Regions from separate parts of the Homo sapiens genome. Here region 2 is linked to region 1. Evidence: read pairs that join two places in POLR2A ChIA-PET (ENCODE). Cell type or tissue: B cell. All regions are shown on one strand. Links, peaks and the distances in the headings refer to the core of each region. The heading gives the core; the rest is flanking DNA. Region 1 overlaps ULK1 (unc-51 like autophagy activating kinase 1). Region 2 holds the start of SFSWAP (splicing factor SWAP).

Region 1 (5,367 bases), core at 1-5,000:
TGAGAGCGCTGGCCAGGGTCATCTGGTTCCAGGCAGTGTCTCCCCTTGGCCCTGTGACCATCCCCTCTGCACAGCAGGCTGCACCAGCACTTATGTCTCCACGTCACTGCCCTGAGCGCCTATCTGCCACCCCTGGGCCGCTGCCGTGGGTGCAGGGCAGCCCTTGCTGGGAGGGAGTGGGGTGAGCTGGCCCTGTCCAGCCTCTGTCCTCGCCCCCAGGTGCAGTCGGCTGCCCTGGACGAGATGTTCCAGCACCGTGAGGGCTGCGTCCCACGCTACCACAAGGCCCTGCTGCTCCTGGAGGGGCTGCAGCACATGCTCTCGGACCAGGCCGACATCGAGAACGTCACCAAGTGTGAGTGCCCGGCTGGGCTGGGGGCTGGGGACTCTGGGCGTCTCCCTCACACTCCCCTCTCCCTCCACAGGCAAGCTGTGCATTGAGCGGAGACTCTCGGCGCTGCTGACTGGCATCTGTGCCTGACCTTTCTGGCCTGGCTGGGCCCCCCGTCCTGCCGAGCCCTGCAGAGTGGGCTCTGTGTGCTGGCTGGACTCCTCGGGACAAGCCCATGGCGCTGATCGCTGGTGCTGAGCCCTGCCCTGGGCCCCACGGACAGTCAGCCTGCCGGCCTCCCTGCAGCTCACGGGGCAGAACCAGCACATCTGGAGCCACACAGCTTGGGGGGTGTCTCCCATCTTTTACAGGTGGGGATCACAGAATTTCTGCCCCTCCAGCTGCCTGGCTCAGCAGGCGTGGGTGCCACCACCCTCTAGCCCCAGGGCAGCCCCGGAGGACAGGCAAGGGCCTGAGACCACTGCCGACTCAAAGCCAAAGCGAGCTCCTGCTTAGGGAAGGTCAGCAGGCACTGTGCCCAGGAAGAGCCTGCGGCCTCGGCGTCCCCCAGTCTCCAGGAGCCTCTCCCTCCGAGATACCCACCCAGCTTTGTCAATCACCCAAGCACTTTATGCATATAGAGACAGAACCTGGACCTCACCAGGGACTGCTGGGCAGCGATTCCTGGCAGTGGCCTGGTGTTTGTACATACACATATGCAGACACATGCCAGGGCCCCCCAAGCCCGAGCACCGGACCACGTTGCTGCCCAGGTCTGGACCTCAGCGGGAGAACTGGCTCCGGGGGGAGTGGGGCCCTGCGCTAGAGGCAGAGGCAGTTCTTTGTTCAAGCGTTCCTCTGGGGACCGGCAGCAGAGGCACCGTGTTCTCTCAGCCCTGGATACGTCTTGTAATCTTTCACACTTTATTCCTAAAACGTGTCTTATTTTTATGCAGCTCATTTTTTCTTTAAAGGAGAAAACTTGTAGGTGTTTAAGAATTGGTTTTGGGAGGGCGAGGACTGGGCCAGGTTAGAGGCAGATGGCACAGGGGCGTGTGGCGGGCGGGTGAGGCTGCTTTGCACACCTGTGTTGGTGGCTGTCCCCTGCCGCCCCTCCCTGTGGCAGCAGCAGGACAGGTGTGTGCCCAGCACCCTCCCTACCTGGGCCTGGAAGCAGATGAGGGGAATACTTCATGCAAAGAAAAAAGTAACATGTGCAAAAGCTCCCCGTCCAGCTTTGACAGTCAGTTTTGATGTCAGCTCCTCGGCAGGGTAGGCCTGATGACAGCCCTGTCCCTCCCTGCCTCTGCCTTGCCCAAGGCCACGGAGGGCATCTGCAGAGAGGCCTGCCTTCCGGATTCCAGGCGGGCATGCCCTGCAAACCCCGCCTGGGCCTCCCTTGGTCTGCCCAGCCCTCGATTAGCCCTGCCTGAATCAGTAGATACTTGAACGAGTCCCCAGTCTGCGGGAGGCAGTGGTGGGGCCATGGACCCATGCGGGGGGTTCCAGGGTCACACGCCACATAACAGACAAAAATACACACACGTGTGTTTTTCTTTGCAATACTTGAAATATTGCCACTGTGCTTGGACTTAGAAGAAGAAAATCCCCGTGACTTCTTCCTCATCACCTTGATGGCTTTATTCTCACCTTGTGGGGCATGTTTGTATTTATTGCTTCATGGCCGACTGGAATCCTGAGTCCTGGGAAGCTGGCACTGCGGGGATCTTGCCCGGTGTCCTGGTCCTCTTGCTTCCGTCGCGGCCGCATGTGCGTGTGTCCAAGCAGGTCCTGGGCGCCTCAACTGCTGCCCCTGGTTGAATGTTCTCTTGATAGTGCTGGACCCTTTGTCTATTTTAAAGCGAATTTTGTGTGATTTCCTGCCCTTTGCGTTATATTGTATAATACCAACGTAAGGAAATAAACCTTTGGAATTGTTGGGCTGGTGTCACCACTTGTCTTCGTTGGCTTGTCACTGTTTTCAGGGTTCTGTCATTTTCTTTCTCAGCCGAGGCGCAGGAGCCCAGGGCCCCTCCACAGGTGCCCACAATGGTCGACACAGCCCTGGGAGCAGAGCCCCAGGGCAGAAGCTGGATGTGTTGAGGGACAATGCAAACCCCTGCGCCACAGGAAGCCTCTCCCGCCAGGCTGGGGGTCCTGCACAGGGTGAAGAGAGTCCAGAGGGCAGGGCATCTGCCTTGGTATAGCTTTGGGCACCTGCTTTGACTCCTTTGGGGGATACACCTAGGAGGGGCTTTCGGGGCCACGTGGAGCTGTGTGTTAACTTCCAAGAAGCAACACGGTTCGTTCACTGCAGCCTCTGAGCAGCTGGGCCTCCAAGGCCTTGCCGTGTGGTTTTGATTTGCATTTCCCCGAGGGGTCATGACGTGGAGCATCACAGGTACTTGGCGGCCATTTGTGTGTCTTTGGAGGAACATCTAAATCCTTTGCCTCCCCCTTTTTATTTATTTATTTATTTTTTAATTTGAAATGAGTAACTCTGTTGCTCAGGCCGGAGTGCAGTGGCGCGATCTCGGCTCACTGAAACCTCTGCCTCCCAGGTTCAAGAGATTCTCCTGCCTCAGCCTCCCAAGTAGCTGGGACTACAGCCACCAAGCCCGGCTAATTTTTGTTTTTGTTTTGTTTTGTTTTTAGTAGAGACGGGGTTTCACCGTATTAGCCAGGATAGTTTCAATCTGATGTTGTGGTCTGCCTGCCTTGACCTTCCAAAGTGCTGGGATTACAGGCATGAGCCAGCGCACCTGGCTGTTTTTTTTTTTTTTTTTTTTTGGAGACAGTCTCCCTCTGTCACCCAGGCTGGAGTGTAGTGGTGCAATCTTGGCTCACTGCAATCTCTGCCTCCCGGGTTCAAGCGATTCTCCAGGCTCCCGAGTAGCTGGGATTATAGGCCAAGTGCCACCACGCCCAACTAGTTTTTGTATTTTTAGTAGAGACGGAGTTTCACCATGTTGTCCAGGATGGTCTCAATATGACCCCGTGATCCACCTGCCTGCCTCATCCTCCCAAAGTGCTGGGATTACAGGCGTGAGCCACCACGCCCCAACTTTTTTTTTTTTTTTTTTTTTTAGTTGAAATCTCACTCTGTAGCCCAGACTGGAGTGCAGTGCTGCAATCTGGGCTCACCGCAACGTCCGCCTCCCAGGTTCAAGCAATTCTTCTGCCTCAGCCTCCCGAATAGCTGGGACTACGGGCATGCGCCCAGCTAGTTTTTTGTATTTTTAGTAGAGACGGGGTTTCACATGTTGGCCAGGCTGGTCTCGAACTCCTGTAGAGTTCGCATTTTTAAAACTATATATTGTTTTTATTAGATAAAAATAACTTGCTAAAAACTGCTAACCGCAGTAAGAAGTGAAAGTTCATTGAGAGGTTGGTGTTCTCGAGGAAGGGGAAGGCGGAGACCTTGATTTCTGAGTCCCAAGAGGGGCTGCTTCCAAACTGAGCCTCCTCAGACAGGAACAGCTGCACTCGGCACCGAGTGAGAAGGTGTGGTGGAGCAGCTGCCAGGCTGTGGGCGCCGTGATCCTCCTGGTACTTCTGAAACGTAAAGAAATGCCCAGACGGTCACTACAAACATGGAATTTTGTTGGTGTTAATATCATTTTTTAGAGCAGTTTTATATCTGTAGGAAAATTGAGTAGGACGTACAGAGAGATCTGCCCTCTCCCCTGTCAGTAACACGTCACATTCGTGCAGTGCCTTTGTCTCTGCTTTTGAACCCAATATTCATATTTTAGATTTTTAAAAATCATGGACACTTCTAATACTACAGGTTCTGTCATAGTACCCGAAGTCCATAGTTCACATCATGGGGTCACTCGATGTACACTGGGCTTTGCAGAAGTGTCACGCCACACATCACCCTAAGGTCCTCTGGGCTCCACCTGTTGCCCTCTCCCAGCCTAGCTCTGCTGGCCCCGGTCTTCCTGTCCTCGTAGTTTTTCTTGTTTCAGAATGTCCCGTAGTTGGAATCATACACTATGCCCAGGGCTTGGGAGCTCATTTCCTTTTTTTTTTTGAGACGGAGTCTCGCTCTGTCGCCCAGGCTGGAGTGCAGTGGCGCGATCTCCGCTCACTGCAAGCTCCGCCTCCCGGGTTCACGCCAGTCTCCTGCCTCAGCCTCCCGAGTAGCTGGGACTACAGGGGCCTGCCACCACATCCTGCTAATTTTTTTTTTGTATTTTTAGTAGAGACGGGGTTTCACCATGTTAGCCAGGATGGTCTTGATCTCCTGACCTCGTGATCCGCAGGCCTCGGCCTCCCAAAGTGCTGGGATTACAGGCGTGAGCCACTACGCCTGGCCTTTTTTTTTTTTTTTTTTTTTTTTTTTGAGACAGTCTCGCTATGTTGTCCGGGCTGGAGTGCAGTGGCGGGAACTCGGCTCACTGCAACCTCCACCTCCCAAGGTTCAAGCGACTTTTGTGCCCCAGTCTCCTGAGTAGCTGGGATTACAGGCGTGAGCCACTGCACCCAGCCTGGCTAATTTTTGTATTTTTATTTATTTATTTATTTATTATTATTTTTTATTGATCATTCTTGGGTGTTTCTCACAGAGGGGGATTTGGCAGGGTCACAGGACAATAGTGGAGGGAAGGTCAGCGGATAAACAAGTGAACAAAGGTCTCTGGTTTTCCTAGGCAGAGGACCCTGCGGCCTTCTGCAGTGTTTGTGTCCCTGGGTACTTGAGATTAGGGAGTGGTGATGACTCTTAACGAGCATGCTGCCTTCAAGCATCTGTTTAACAAAGCACATCTTGCACCGCCCTTAATCCATTTAACCCTGAGTGGACACAGCACATGTTTCAGAGAGCACAGGGTTGGGGGTAAGGTCACAGATCAACAGGATCCCAAGGCAGAAGAATTTTTCTTAGTACAGAACAAAATGAAAAGTCTCCCATGTCTACCTCTTTCTACACAGACACGGCAACCATCTGATTTCTCAATCTTTTCCCCACCTTCCCCCCTTTGTATTCCACAAAACCGCCATTGTCATCATGGCCCGTTCTCAATGAGCTGTTG
Region 2 (5,367 bases), core at 134-5,133, 210 kb before region 1:
TCTCATAAGCAACAATTTACATGTAGTGCATTTATTACCTATAGACAGGTGGTAGGAGACGAAGACTAGGACTCACTGTGAGCCAATCCCCCCAAAGCTCAGAAAGTTGCCCAGGTGGATGAAATCTCTACTGCGTATTCCTCACTTACACCACAGATAAGAGATCCCGAAGAGCAGCCCACCCAGATTACATACCACATGTCACATGAATCACTGGGCTAAAGTGTTGAAGGACCTTCTATTTCTAGGGGAGAACTGGAACAGAGCCTGGGCTACTTCAGCCAGTCCCTCCCTATCTCAGGATGTTGCATCCCAGCTCGTTATGCAGTTACTCTTGAAAACTACAAAGGAAAAGGAGGGAGAAGTGGGTAGGCCCAAGGCTATACAGAGAACTGTCCTGCACAATGAAGCACCTGCATCTGTTTAGTCACTGTTCCCAGAGGTCATCATTGAGGGAATAGGGGGGCCTTCAGATCCCATTTCTGACACCAGAACTGTTAAAAGAGAAACTTTACACAAAACAAATTCGAGTTTATTCGAGCAAGAAAACAATTCATGAATCAGGCAGCATGCAGAAGCAGAAGAGGTTCAGAGAGTTCCACTCAGCAGCATGAGCAGCAAGCTTTTATAGACCCAACACGGAAGCAGAAAAATTACTTGATTGGGTTTTGGTTTGCTTGCATAGGAGCTGGTGTTACAGAGTTGATCTCAAGCTAATGGCCTCCTTATTTGCTTTAGCACCCCACACCTGAACCCAAGGGAAAGCTTGAAGGGAGCCCAGCACCGAAACAAACTAGTAAATGCCTGGGGGCAAACAACAGTGTTTTTATCAAGTAACCATGACACATACATCTTCCTCAGCAGTGGCAGAGCAGTCTTGTAGAGTTAGATAGGAAGATGATGGCCTGGCCACGCATGCTCAGCTGCTGGCCCGGCTCATTCTACAGGTATTAACCAGTATTTGGCCCACAGTGTGCTAAGCACCATTCTAGGTGCTGAGGATGCTAAGGTGACCCCAACAATGTCCCTGATCTCTTAAAGCTAATTCTGGTGGGATGCTGAACACAGGATGTAACCTAAGGTGGTGATGAGAGGTACACAGACAAATCGGAAGGCACAAGTTAGCCACCAGTGAGGGGAAACTCCAGACAACGTAGACACATAAGGCCAGGTGGAGAAATGGATGACTGAGTTAAACTTGGGTAAGGAGCCTGGCAAATGAAGACAGAAGCATGACCCAGTCAGGGGAAACCACAACAAAAGACGTTTGGTGGGAACTGCCTGTTTCTTAATTTCCAAAAATCAGTTAAAGGTTCATATACATTATCTCATTTCAACATCACTGGTAGAAAGATTCCATTTTTATGGAGAGGGGATCTGAGGCCCAGAAAGGAGACGATCTGTCATCGTTTTCCACTCAAGGGCAAACATGGGGATATCCCATCCCATCCCAAAGCCTAAGATTTTGCACTCCAGGCCCTTTGTCTGACCTGAAATTACTGAGCTAAAAGGGACCGAAAGATCCTAATGGAACCACCGATGGGAAAACTGCGGCCCAGGAGGAAACACACCAAGCAAAATTGCACCGTATCCAGGTGGCCAGTCTCCAGACTGGGGTCTCCCTGCCCCGCCAGACCATCTCCCGGCGACAAGGGTCTCAGGTTTCCGAAATCTCGCCACCCGCGAGTGATTTGCAGCGCAGGGGCCTCTGCTGCCTCGGAAACCTTCAAAGGTGGGCGGGTCGGGGACCAAGTCCCCCTAGGGATGGAGAAGGAAACGGGGCCAAGGAAAAGGACATCGCCACCCTGGGCAGAGCACGCACGGCCCCAGCGACTCGGACATGGTGAGGGGCGCGGAGGCTCGGGGTGGACCCGAGGCCTCCACACATGTGGCAGGCTGCAGCAACCCGCCACCCACGAGGACTCGCCCAAGGCCCAGAGCGCGCCGGGCCCCTCCCTCCGACTCCGTCGCCGCCCGACTGGCCGCAGCGGAAGCCGGCGCGCGATCCCACGCTGCGCTTTCGCCACGTCCTGACGGCTGCCCGATAAAACGGACATTAAAATTGCACTTTCCACTGAATACAGCAGCGCCTATTGTGGCGGCACACCTGAATGCGAAAATTAAAGCCAAAATATTTCCTAGCGGCTAAAAGAGCTCCAAGCCTAGGCGAATCTGCCGGTCCGCTCGCCGGAAATGCGGGCTCTCCTGCCGGAAGCTGCCCCTCCACCATTTTGTGGCCCGCTATGGCGGCGGTGTTGAGGTTGGGTACGGGATGCGGGGTCTTTGACTGAAGGGGTAGGCCAAGTGGAGGTATCAGGGACGTCGCGCGGCACAGAAGAGGACCAGCCTGGACGCCGGGGACGCTGTCATGTACGGCGCGAGCGGGGGCCGCGCCAAACCCGAGAGGAAAAGCGGCGCGAAGGAGGAGGCCGGGCCAGGCGGTGCCGGCGGTGGGGGCAGCCGAGTGGAGCTCTTGGTTTTCGGCTATGCCTGCAAGCTGTTCCGGGACGACGAGCGGGCCCTGGCTCAGGAACAGGGACAGCACCTCATCCCCTGGATGGGGGACCACAAGATCCTCATCGACAGGTCGGTTCCTCTCCCCACCCGTCGATCCTTCCCTTCCCTCACCCGCTTGATCTCGTCTGATGTTGACTTGACTGCAAGGACTGCAGAGAGTTTTCTGGAGCCAGCGGGGATCTGGGGGACACCCCCTCCCCTGTCCCCACCTCCTCCTGGTGTTCTGGTGGGGAGGGGGACGGTGAAACCTGCCCTAAGGCACTGGCTGGAATTGCGTGCCGCGTCCGTCTCCGGAGGGATCGTCTCTGGTCCCGCAGCCCCTCTCGACCCCTCACCCTGTCGCTGGGCTGCAGTTGGCGATTCCGCGCGGTGAAAGCAGCCAGTGCCCAGGGTCTTTTCCTGAGTGCACCTGGGCCTGCCGCCCGGCGATGCCATGGGGTCGTGCGCTGCTTTTCTACTTGCCGCGCTCTCACTGCTCGGTGTACTGGGAGGGTACCCTGGGAGGCGTGCCTTTATTCTTCCGAACCGCCGCTCACTGAGACAGTGGCTAGAAGTGTCTCTTGGACCTGTGAGTTAGCCTTAACCTGTTATGCCCCCAGAGCCCTCAGTGGAGCGCCCGTACTTTGCCGGCATGACGTTTGATTTCCCGGTGATAATCCGACGAGTTTGACAGATTGAGGTAGTGAGCAAAGTTGCCCGTCAGTTGGTGGCCACTTGACTTCGTGCGGACCCTGGCCTTGCTCTTGGAAGAGATAGTGTTCTTAGGGCTGGTTTCACTGTCTCTTAAGACTGAAGGGTGGAGCTGGGATATAGATGTGTTGTTTCTTTTCAAATCAAACCTGCTTTAGGTCGTCACTCGAGGGTGTCTAGCGATTATGGGCAGTGGGGGCCTGGGATTAGGGATTTCTAAAGGCGTTTGATTTGAAAAGGATAACATTACATGATGTAGGTGGTTTGCTCCCCTCTTTCTTCCCATTTTTTCAATCCCCCTTCCCCTCGTCTCTGGGTTTTGGGGTTGTTGTGGGGTGGTTTTTTTTCTTTTTTGCCTGTTCGGCTACTTCTGGGGCCCGGACTGAAAAGCTAACCATGACCAACCATTAAACTGTGGAATAGTCTCTCCACGTGAAGAAAGCCCATCGTTTGAGACCATTAAAACTGGATTCTTCATAGCCCTGGAGCATGACTGTAGGGATGACCTCTGAGCTGGCCAGAATGGACACATTAATGACCAAATAGGCCTTTTTCCATCCCTGACGTTTCCTTTTGGAATTAGAGCTCGAAAACGAGAACTGGTGAAGGGAGGGCCGCGGAATCAGATCATGTCTGGATCTGATGGCTCCGTGCTGTGCTCAAGCGTGCTGTGCCTTCACACCATGGTTTATATTGAATGTGTCGCCTGAGTTGTCAGGCTTGCTTTTCCAAAGTGTCACTTGTGTTATTTATCATTAAAGTTTGGTAAGCAATGAAGTCTGAGCTCTTTGTACAGTTTTCCTATCATTCTGTACATGATTTGAGTTAGGTCTTCCAAAACTGGTGGGGAGCAAACGCCGCACATGTACATGTATAATATTTTTAATAATAATCTACATTTGTAAGTTAAGGAGGTTTACATCAAAATCCAATTAATTTTGAAATTTAATGAAATGCAGTAACTTGACTACCTTGGAATTTTGGGCCTTTTTCCTGTAAATGTCTTTTTTGGTCTACATTAATATTTTTGGTTCCCATTACAAAAGTCAGCATTAAAAAAATAAGCAGACTTTTGTTTGTTTCTCTACATTTGTTTTTGAAACCCTAAACCTGAGTGTTTTAAGTAAAGTTCACTAACTCATTCATTTATTATCTGACAGTTACACGTTGACAGCATCCTCATTGAATCCTTTATGTTAAAAGCATAGCAGAAAGTGCTCCCATTACTTATTTGGCCAAACTACTGTTTGGTCCATGCAAGAGAAACATGGAAGTGTCTTCATGTATGTTATTTCCTTGAGGGTATAAAGTTCAGAAGGAAATATTGATACCATATCTTCTAATAGTTTTGCTCTGTTCCCAGTGAACCTCCTTAAACTGCATGTATATGTCACTGTTCCAATGTATGTGTGTCTCTCTATCACGTAACCCAGCACTTATTTCCTCAGCCAAGTGGCTAGGGGGCGAGCCTAGCCAAGATTTTACCTCCAATGGACGCAAGTTTCTTTGGTGAAGATCTCTCCTGAGAGTTCGGGACTAGCAGAAAGAAGCGAGGAAATTTCGACCGTTTGGTTCTTACGGATAGGTATTTATGTATTTGGTTTGTGTGAATGTAAGCTATGATATTTAACTTTTCAGAAAAAAATAATAATTTTTTGCAAGTGGCATTGAATGGTTGACCAAACCATAATGGTAAGAACTGCCAGTGAAGTGGGTACCATTTTTGCTATTAATGGATTGTTTGCCTTTAGTTATAAATGTTATCTTACTGTGGAAAGGAATTTAGAGTTTGTTAAGATAACTTGAGTTTAAAAGTAGGTGAGATATGACTATCCAAATTAAATATAAATCTGGGAAGAGTTTTTATACTTGTTTTAATATTTTTGTTTATTTTAATCGGTAAGTATGTGTGTGTATATATATATACATATATAAAACATCACACACGCACACCAGTCTAGACGTTAATTTCCTTTTATTGACCAGCTTGTTCACATTACAGATATGATGGACGTGGTCACCTGCATGACCTTTCTGAGTACGATGCTGAGTATTCCACGTGGAACAGAGATTATCAGCTGTCTGAAGAGGAGGCGCGAATAGAGGCCCTGTGTGATGAAGAGAGGTATTTAGCCTTGCATACGGACTTGCTTGAGGAGG

Evidence for each region. ChIA-PET counts read pairs that join two places held together with the same protein. Peaks named below come from ENCODE experiments on the same cell type or tissue, not always from the same donor. Only the 100,000 strongest peaks of a DNase experiment are listed, where the experiment ranks them.
Region 2: POLR2A ChIA-PET joins it to region 1 with 13 read pairs; 3 of 35 experiments call an interaction of 5 or more read pairs at or near these places.

Annotation. Positions count from the first base shown.
Region 1 is chr12:131,920,881-131,926,247 of GRCh38, forward strand. It overlaps ULK1 (unc-51 like autophagy activating kinase 1), which reads left to right. Exons shown (of 28, transcript NM_003565.4): 27 at 220-355; 28 at 426-2,270. The coding sequence ends at 481. It overlaps PUS1-AS1 (PUS1 antisense RNA 1), which reads right to left. Exons shown (of 2, transcript XR_001749414.2): 2 at 3,632-3,886. Among named protein-coding and RNA genes, the nearest start is that of PUS1-AS1, 4.8 kb to the right of the region's middle. RefSeq lists enhancers at 2,744-2,823, 3,234-3,293, 3,454-3,773, 3,875-4,751. In B cell, for the core only: no CTCF peak of the experiment used is centred there; DNase peaks (open chromatin) are centred at 1,721, 2,671, 3,771, 4,171 and 1 weaker place; H3K4me3 peaks cover 1,628 bases; H3K27ac peaks cover 2,252 bases.
Region 2 is chr12:131,708,862-131,714,228 of GRCh38, forward strand. SFSWAP (splicing factor SWAP) reads left to right here and starts at 2,229. Exons shown (of 18, transcript NM_004592.4): 1 at 2,229-2,586; 2 at 5,210-5,367. The coding sequence starts at 2,369. RefSeq lists enhancers at 1,784-1,873, 2,014-2,303, 2,394-2,463. In B cell, for the core only: no CTCF peak of the experiment used is centred there; DNase peaks (open chromatin) are centred at 2,140 and 3,182; H3K4me3 peaks cover 2,341 bases; H3K27ac peaks cover 1,918 bases.